2 separate regions of the Homo sapiens genome follow, and region 2 is linked to region 1. The links are chromatin contacts, found by Hi-C or POLR2A ChIA-PET in ENCODE. All regions are on one chromosome and are shown on one strand. Each heading gives the region's core, a stretch centred on a gene start or an enhancer-like site at or near the end of the contact. The rest is flanking DNA. Distances are from core to core; before and after follow the strand shown.

Region 1 (3,535 bases), core at 633-3,132:
CAGGCGCCTCCAACCACGCCCGGCTAATTTTTTGTATTTTTAGTAGAGACAGGGTTTCACCGTGTTAGCCAGGACGGTCTCGATCTCCTGACCTCGTGATCCGCCCGCCTCGCCCTCCCAAAGTGCTGGGAGTACAGGCGTGAGCCACCGTGCCCGGCCAGACCCTCACGGCCGGGCCCTCATCCTTCTTTACTGAGAGCCCCGCCTACTTCCATTGCCCCAGTCATCTGACTCTAACTCTCCAGACTGCCCTCGGTTTAGACTCCGCCTCTCTACTCCATTATCCCGCCTACCCCCACAGCCTAGCCAATCATCTGATGCCACTCCTCTAGGCCCCGCCCCTCCAGGCCAAGTCCACCCTTACATCATGGTCAGGCTCTACCTCTAGGCCAGTCTAGTCTCACTAACCTAGGTACTGTCCTTCCCTTCCTTTTCTGGACGAGGAGGGTCTTACATCCACTAAACCTGGAGTCTACTGGATGGGTTTCCGAGGCTCTGCCACTAAACCCTTGATATTTTACATCAAACTCTGGGATCTGTTTGCTTTTCAGCTTGCATCAAACTCTCAAAAACGAACTTGGGCCTTAGAGGGGCTGTGCTTGTGTCCCAGCTGAGACCCCTCAGTTTCCCCTCGTTGCTCCTCTGGCGCACACATCTTGTCAGGACACTCTCCCTTTCTCTAGAAACCTGGAGCCTTCCATCATGTTCCTATCACTGGGGCCCCTCCCCCAGGGCTCAGGCAACTCTGCCCCCAGGACAGGGTCCCAGGAGTGGAGAAGTGTTGAGAGCAAGCACTGCACCCAGTAGGGGCCAACTGTCACATGGCCTGTGGGGGTTCAGGAGACATGTCAGCACCTGGACCATCCTGGGCCCCACTTGCCTCCCCCGATTCCAGCAGCTGCAGGGAGCCATGTGGCCTAGGGGGAAGAAGAGCCACATGGCCCTAGAGACCCCCATTCTCCCCAGGTCAGGTTCAGGACCCCTGTCCTCTACCCTTTCCTTGCCTCTCTGGCTTCCAAACACTTTCTGAATGGAATTGCAATACACCGAATGAATTTAAATGGACCCCTTTCAAGCGTTCATTCAACAAAATATCCTGATGCCCATTATGTACCAGGCGCTGCACTGGGTGCCCTGAGAGAGAAAACCGTGGCTAGCAAGACCCTACCATGGAGCAGTTCCTGGTCTGGTAGTGGAGATGAGGTGTGAATATAAATAGCTATGAGAGAGTAGGGGGAGAGACCTAGAAGGTCACAGTGACACCACCTTGCTCAGTGAGAGTGGGTGAGAGGTATGCTTGTTGCCATGCTCCAATTCTGTGCCCAGGGCAGGCATCACTCATCAGTCCCCATACTGTGGCCACATGATGCTTCTTGCCACAGTGTTCCAGGAAACAAATACGAACCATTTGAGATGCTATCCCTGGTCCAGCCCAACCGCCTCCTTTTGGAGACAGGGCAACTGAAGCACAGGGATGGGAAGGGGCTTCCAAAGATTGCATAGGAGTTGGTGACACAGTGGGAAGTGCAGGTGTCTTGCCTCCTAGCCTATAAACTTTCAGTCACTTGAAACAATTAGTTTGATGGTCTGGGCTAAATGACAAGGACCAGGAGACTGGGGCTGTGTGCCCAGTGTCTAGGCAGCTGAGAAGGTCCAAATGGCAGATAATTAGGGTTTGAACTATGGCAGGGGTGGAGGGGATAAAGGGTGGGGACAGGAGGAAGCATTTGGTCAGAGGTGACCCCAGTCAGACCCATGAGCTGACAAGAGAGGATGCAGAAGTGTCCCCACAACTGCCTGTGGCTTGTGTCCCTGTGCACTGGCATCCCCATGACTGCCTGTGGTCACTGTGTCCCTTTGCACTGGGGGCTGGCACAGGGAGGGGGTGTGGGGTAAGGGTGCCAGGGATGGTAGAGCCAGTGCCAAGGGCATCTTTTTGATGGCAAATTGGAGGGAAGTTCTATTATGCAGCTTTGGAGCTGAAAAAAGGGTTCCTTTTCACACTCCGAATGCTACAGATTTTTCTTCCTGGAGAGAACAAGGGCTGAACTTTTAACCTGTTTTCTCTCATCGGCCTCAGCCAGAGACGCGCCAAGCCGGGCTCTCTGCCTGGGCCCAGGGAACAGCTGCTGGGAGCTGTGTCGAACAAGGCAGAGGAGAGACTGTGCTTGGGACAAGAAGAGGGTCGGGCAGGGGAGGCAAGGCTGCCAAGCAGGTGGCCCCATCCCTTGGCTAGATTCCTGGGCTGACCCAGAGGCCAAACACTAGAGGATTCCATGGCCCAGAGAAGGAGGGGCCAGGAACTGACATCCTCATCGTACGGGTGGAAACTTGGGCTCAAGGAGGGCAAATGGCTTGCCAAAGTCACACACTAAAAGTTGGTGCTCATACTCTGGGCTCCCAAGAAGCTTAGGGTGGGGGGCCCCACTGTCCCCCTGTGTCTTCTACCTCTCCTGGCCCAAAGCAGTGGCCCAAAGCAGTGGGAGGATCTCAGAAGGACTGGAAGTAAATGGGCTGGCTGGTTTGCAGACACAAAGGGAACGCAAAGGACATGAAGTTTGCAGATCCCCTTGGGAGGAGGTAGAGGGCCGGCATCTCCTCTGCTCCCTTCTCCTGTGCCACTCCTGGCTTTGCCTGGAGGCCTGGCTCTGGGAAACCTGTCACCCCTCTGGGTTGTGGCAGGAGGCAGCACAAGCATGCTCTCTCCCCAACCTGGTCTTTTGCTTTTCAATTTTAACCCCTCCCTCTACCTCTGCACAAAAGGCAAATGAGCAGATGAGCAGAGCAGACAGACCTGGGCTCTGGAGGTAACAGAGATCTGGATTCTAACACCAGTTCTGTCCCTTCCTTGCTTGGTAACCAATATCACTTGCCATAAAAGGAAGGAAAATAAACACAGACTATTACAAATGGACCTTTTGAGGGGGGGAGATCACTTGAGGTCAGGAGTTCGAGACAAGCCTGGCCAACATGGTCAAACCCCGTCTCTACTAAAAATACAAAAATTAGTCAGGCATGGTGATGCACACCTGTAATCCCAGCTACCCTGGAGGCTGAGGCATGAAAATTGCTTGAACCCAGGAGGCAGAGGTTGCAGTGAGCTGAGATTGCACCATTGCACGCCAGCCTGGGCGACAGAGCAAGACTATGTCTAAGAAGACAAAACAAAACAAAACAAACAAACAAACAAACGGACCTTTATTTGTTCTACCTCTTGTTAAGCCTCAGTTTCCTCACCTGGAAAATGGCCAAAATACCTTCCGAGTCTGGAAGTATAGCAGCTTGGAGCCCAGCACAAAGTAGATCCTCACTTAGTAATAGCTGCTGTTTTTAGATGGTGTGCAGTGCTTTTTGGCCCACCCAGTGCCTGCACATACTGCTTCCTCCTTTGGGCTTACTAGGTGCCCCTGAAAGCAAAGGCAGGCCCAAGAGGCTCCAACTTAGTCTGCCTGGCCTCCCCCACCTCCCAGATATGCCTGCCAACATCTGACAAGCATCAGTCTCTTGCTCCGTGGCTACAGCCTCCATGGAGCCC
Region 2 (3,535 bases), core at 740-3,239, 36 kb before region 1:
CATCTCCCCCAGGGTGACCTTAGGCAAATCACTCAGCCACCATTAGCCTCATCACTTTAGACTTTATACATCTCCTGCCTATCCATCATCTCATCTGACCTTCATGACCACCCTGGGAGTCAGGCCTATATCCTACAGTTGCTGTGAGGGGCTACCTGGTGGCAAGGAGGCAACGCAGACCTGGAGGGTAGACTGTGCCACTCTAATCAGCAACGTGAGACAGGGTGGAGGCTGGAGGAGAGGGAACCGCAAGGGGTCCAGGTGGGAGGGTGGCAGGGGGAACGGCAGAGATGGGACAGGCAGAGGGAACAGCGTGAGCCAAGGCCCAGAGGATGGCAAGGGCAAGTTTGAGACCTAAGGTACTGGTGGGTGGGGATGGGGGAGTTGGGCCAATGGGCTTGGAAGGAAGAGTGCTGGAGAAGGCAATGCGGTATGAAGAAGGCAGGAGGCAGGACTGGGATTGTGACCAGCCAGAAACTTCCACGGGGCATGGGTAGGAACAGACATCCTGGTCAACCAGGGCCTTTGGCACAGTGCATGGCTCCTCCCCAGTGACAGACACAGCAGGGCTGGGGCTCAGAGAGGTCTGGTTTTAGGAGGGCCGGCAGGGCTATTACAGAAGGCCAGGCTTCCACCCTGGATAGAGACACCAAGTCCACACCCAGGAACAGTGTTAACTAGTTCTGGATGGGGATGTTCTCTGACTAATCCGACAGATGCCTGAGATGAGATGGGTGGTGGACAGTTAGGCTTGCAGCACAGGTGGTCTAAGTCCCATTGTATAGATGGGGGAAAAGAAGGCCCAGAGAGGTTAAGTAATTGGCTCCAGGTGACACAGCACGTGAATGGTAAAGTTGGATTTTAAATCCTCTCCTGCTGCTGCCAACACCCACACACCTTCTGCCTCTCAGAACAGCAGATGCCCGATGGACATGGTGGCTTCATAGACTGAGCCCTTGGAGAGAAAACTGGGAGCTTAGACAGCCGTCAGTTCCACTTCCAGCACCGCCCCGGGCTCCCAGCCATGCTTCCAGCCCCAGACCCCCACACTGCCTCCGGACCTTCGCCCAGGGCCTGCAAACCACTCTGGAAACTATGAACAACAGCCCTTGCAAATATAACAGATTCTGGAATCTTTAAACAGTCTTTGGAGCCTCCAAGCAGCTTCCAGGACTGACAAATTGCTTCCAAAATGTTCACATGCCTTCGGAATCTTTGAACGGCCCCTGAGACTTGGACCAAAATTGAGAGCCAAGAAGGGCCTGGGGCCAATGCAGGGCTCAGGCCAGCCTCCAGCGTGGGCTGGCTGCACCCAACACGGCCTGATCCTGGGCCCAGCCCCACCTCAGGTTTCACTGAGAAGCTTCATGGTGGCCTGGAGGGAGCACTGAACTCGGAGCCAGGGTCCAGCCAGGCTTCCTCTGGCCTCTACCTTGATGGGTGGCCTTGGGCAACTCATTTCTTTTCTATGGGCCTTGGTTTCCCTATTTGGAAAATGGGATTTCGGTGTGAGGGTCTTAGGCTGTGTGGGGCTGCACTTTGGGACTCAAACCCAGCCTCCTGTACCCCCCACAACCACCCCCCACCTTCCATCTCTAGCCTGTCCTGATTCCAAGGGCGGCGGGCTAAGGGAAGGCTCACATTTACCCAGGAAGAGCAGGCACGTGGTGGGCCAGAGAGGTGGTCTTGGCCCACATGGCTCTGCCGTCAATGAAGCAGACTTGACCTTTTCACTTTTCCTGGGAACTGGATTTAAACCCTCACCCCTTGGCATCCACAAGCACCTCTCAGGAAAGGCCTCTATGGGTGCCCTGCCCAGCGTGGTGACGGCCCCAGCACCTGGCAGCCTTCACGCGTGGCCATAGAGGGCGACTGGTTCCAGCCACCCAGAGCTGTCTCCATGGTTACAGGCACAGAGCCGAGCTGGGCTTTTGAAGAACACTCATAAAGGCGCAAATGTACCCCAGATGAGCCGGCGTGCATTTGTGAAGCAAAGCAGTCAGGCCAGCCCCATGCCTTGTAAACCACGGCTGCCAGTGGCCTCGGCTGGCCTGGTGAGAACATAGCTCCTGGGCCACTGGGCTCGGAGCCCATGCTTCTTCCCCGCCTCCCTGGGCCCTACCTCAGGCCCACTCAACCAACCTCAGTGGCTTTGAGGGTAGATACACCTCAGCTGCGGTTGGCTTTGTGGCTGTGTGACCTTAAGCAGTGCATTCACCTTTCTGAGCCTCAGTGGCCTCATCTGTAAAGTGGGCATGAGGAGACTACCATGATGCAGTGCAAGGAGGCTTGACAGGGAAATGGATGGAAAGGGCAGAGCGTGGTACAGAGTAGGTGCTTAGTGGGTGTCTGTTTCCCTCCATTTGCACCCCCCCACTTTCCAGCATCACCCTGCATAGGTATATAAGCCCACCTCCTCCAGGCAGTGTTGGGGACACCGCCTCCTGCTCCCACTGCACCCTGAATGTCGACTTGCATTAGGGCAGTCATCACCCTGAGCTGCAATGGCCTCTTCGTTGTTTCTCAGATAAGCTTGAGCACCTGGACCCAGTGCCCTACTAGCCTCACTGAGCAATGTTCAAGTTCGGCACTCAATGGGTCCTCAGTAAATACATAAAGATAAGCCAACAAATCCATGTGGTGAGTATCATTTCTTTTTCCTTTATTTTTTTTTGAGATGGAGTTTCGCTCTCGTTGCCCAGGCTGGAGTGCAATGGCGCGATCTCGGCTCACTGCAACCTCTGCCTCCCAGGTTCAAGAGTCTCCTGCCTCAGCCTCCTGAGTAGCTGGGATTACAGGTGCCCGCCACCCTGTCCTACTAATTTTTGTATTTTCAGTAGAGAGGGTTTCACCATGTTGGCCGGCTGGTCTTGAACCCCTGACCTCAAGTGATCTGCTCACCTCAGCCTCCCAAAGCGATGGGATTACAGGCGTGAGTCACTGTGCCCAGCCATGTGACTATCATTTCTGAGCCTCAGATACAGGGGTGTGGTCTTTGGAGGGCCAGAGGGCATATTTCAGGGGGGATGAATAGAATACTGGCCAGCCAGGGTGCCCAGTGCTCTGGGCAAAGGGCTGTGAAGGCTCCCTAACTTCTCTCATTGTAGCCCCCATTTTGCAGAGGAAGAAACCAGCGTTCAGAGAGTGAAGTCACTTGCTGTGGTCACATGGCTGGTGGACAGTGATGCTTCATCTGGGACACTTCATTCAGGAAAATCCGGGCATGCCCACCCATCTCCCAATGCCTCGTGGTGCCTACTGCTGACCCTACCTCCCAGATGGCCCCTCCACAGCCTCTGCCAGCACCCACCTCAGCTGCTCATCTCGAGGTCAACCTCCTGTGGCACAGGCCCTTTGTGCTCCCACAAGGAGCCGGACTGCACCACAGATAAGGCCTTGAGCTTTTTTCCCCACCCTCAGCCTCTGATCTCAGATGCCCAACTTCACCCCATTCTTCTTGATCCCATGCCTAGTGGACCCCTCACCCTACTCTACACCTTCAAGTCAGGCTCCAGATCACCAGAAATATCCTAGC

Evidence for each region. A loop is a pair of places that touch in the nucleus more often than their neighbours do. ChIA-PET counts read pairs that join two places held with the same protein, here RNA polymerase II (POLR2A). Pooled maps may share reads with other maps.
Region 2: a pooled map shows a loop between it and region 1 (2.4-fold over the local background). The contact joins two enhancer-like sites. A Hi-C loop is called at or near these places in 5 of 168 maps with a recorded cell type or tissue (astrocyte of the cerebellum, dorsolateral prefrontal cortex, endothelial cell of hepatic sinusoid and 2 more) and 3 of 50 pooled maps. POLR2A ChIA-PET finds 5 or more read pairs at or near these places in 4 of 52 experiments (H1, K562 and WTC11).

What each region holds. Positions count from the first base shown.
Region 1 is chr1:22,777,663-22,781,197 of GRCh38, reverse strand. All of the region lies in intron 1 of EPHB2 (EPH receptor B2), which reads right to left. Among named protein-coding and RNA genes, the nearest start is that of MIR4684, 60 kb to the right of the region's middle. Within about 2 kb of position 1,882, at least 4 of the 41 ENCODE cell types and tissues checked have a DNase peak (open chromatin) inside an H3K27ac peak, as active enhancers do; they include dorsolateral prefrontal cortex, where a contact is called at or near this core.
Region 2 is chr1:22,813,310-22,816,844 of GRCh38, reverse strand. The region is part of intron 3 of EPHB2 (EPH receptor B2); the gene reads right to left. Among named protein-coding and RNA genes, the nearest start is that of MIR4253, 48 kb to the left of the region's middle. Within about 2 kb of position 1,989, at least 7 of the 41 ENCODE cell types and tissues checked have a DNase peak (open chromatin) inside an H3K27ac peak, as active enhancers do; they include dorsolateral prefrontal cortex, where a contact is called at or near this core.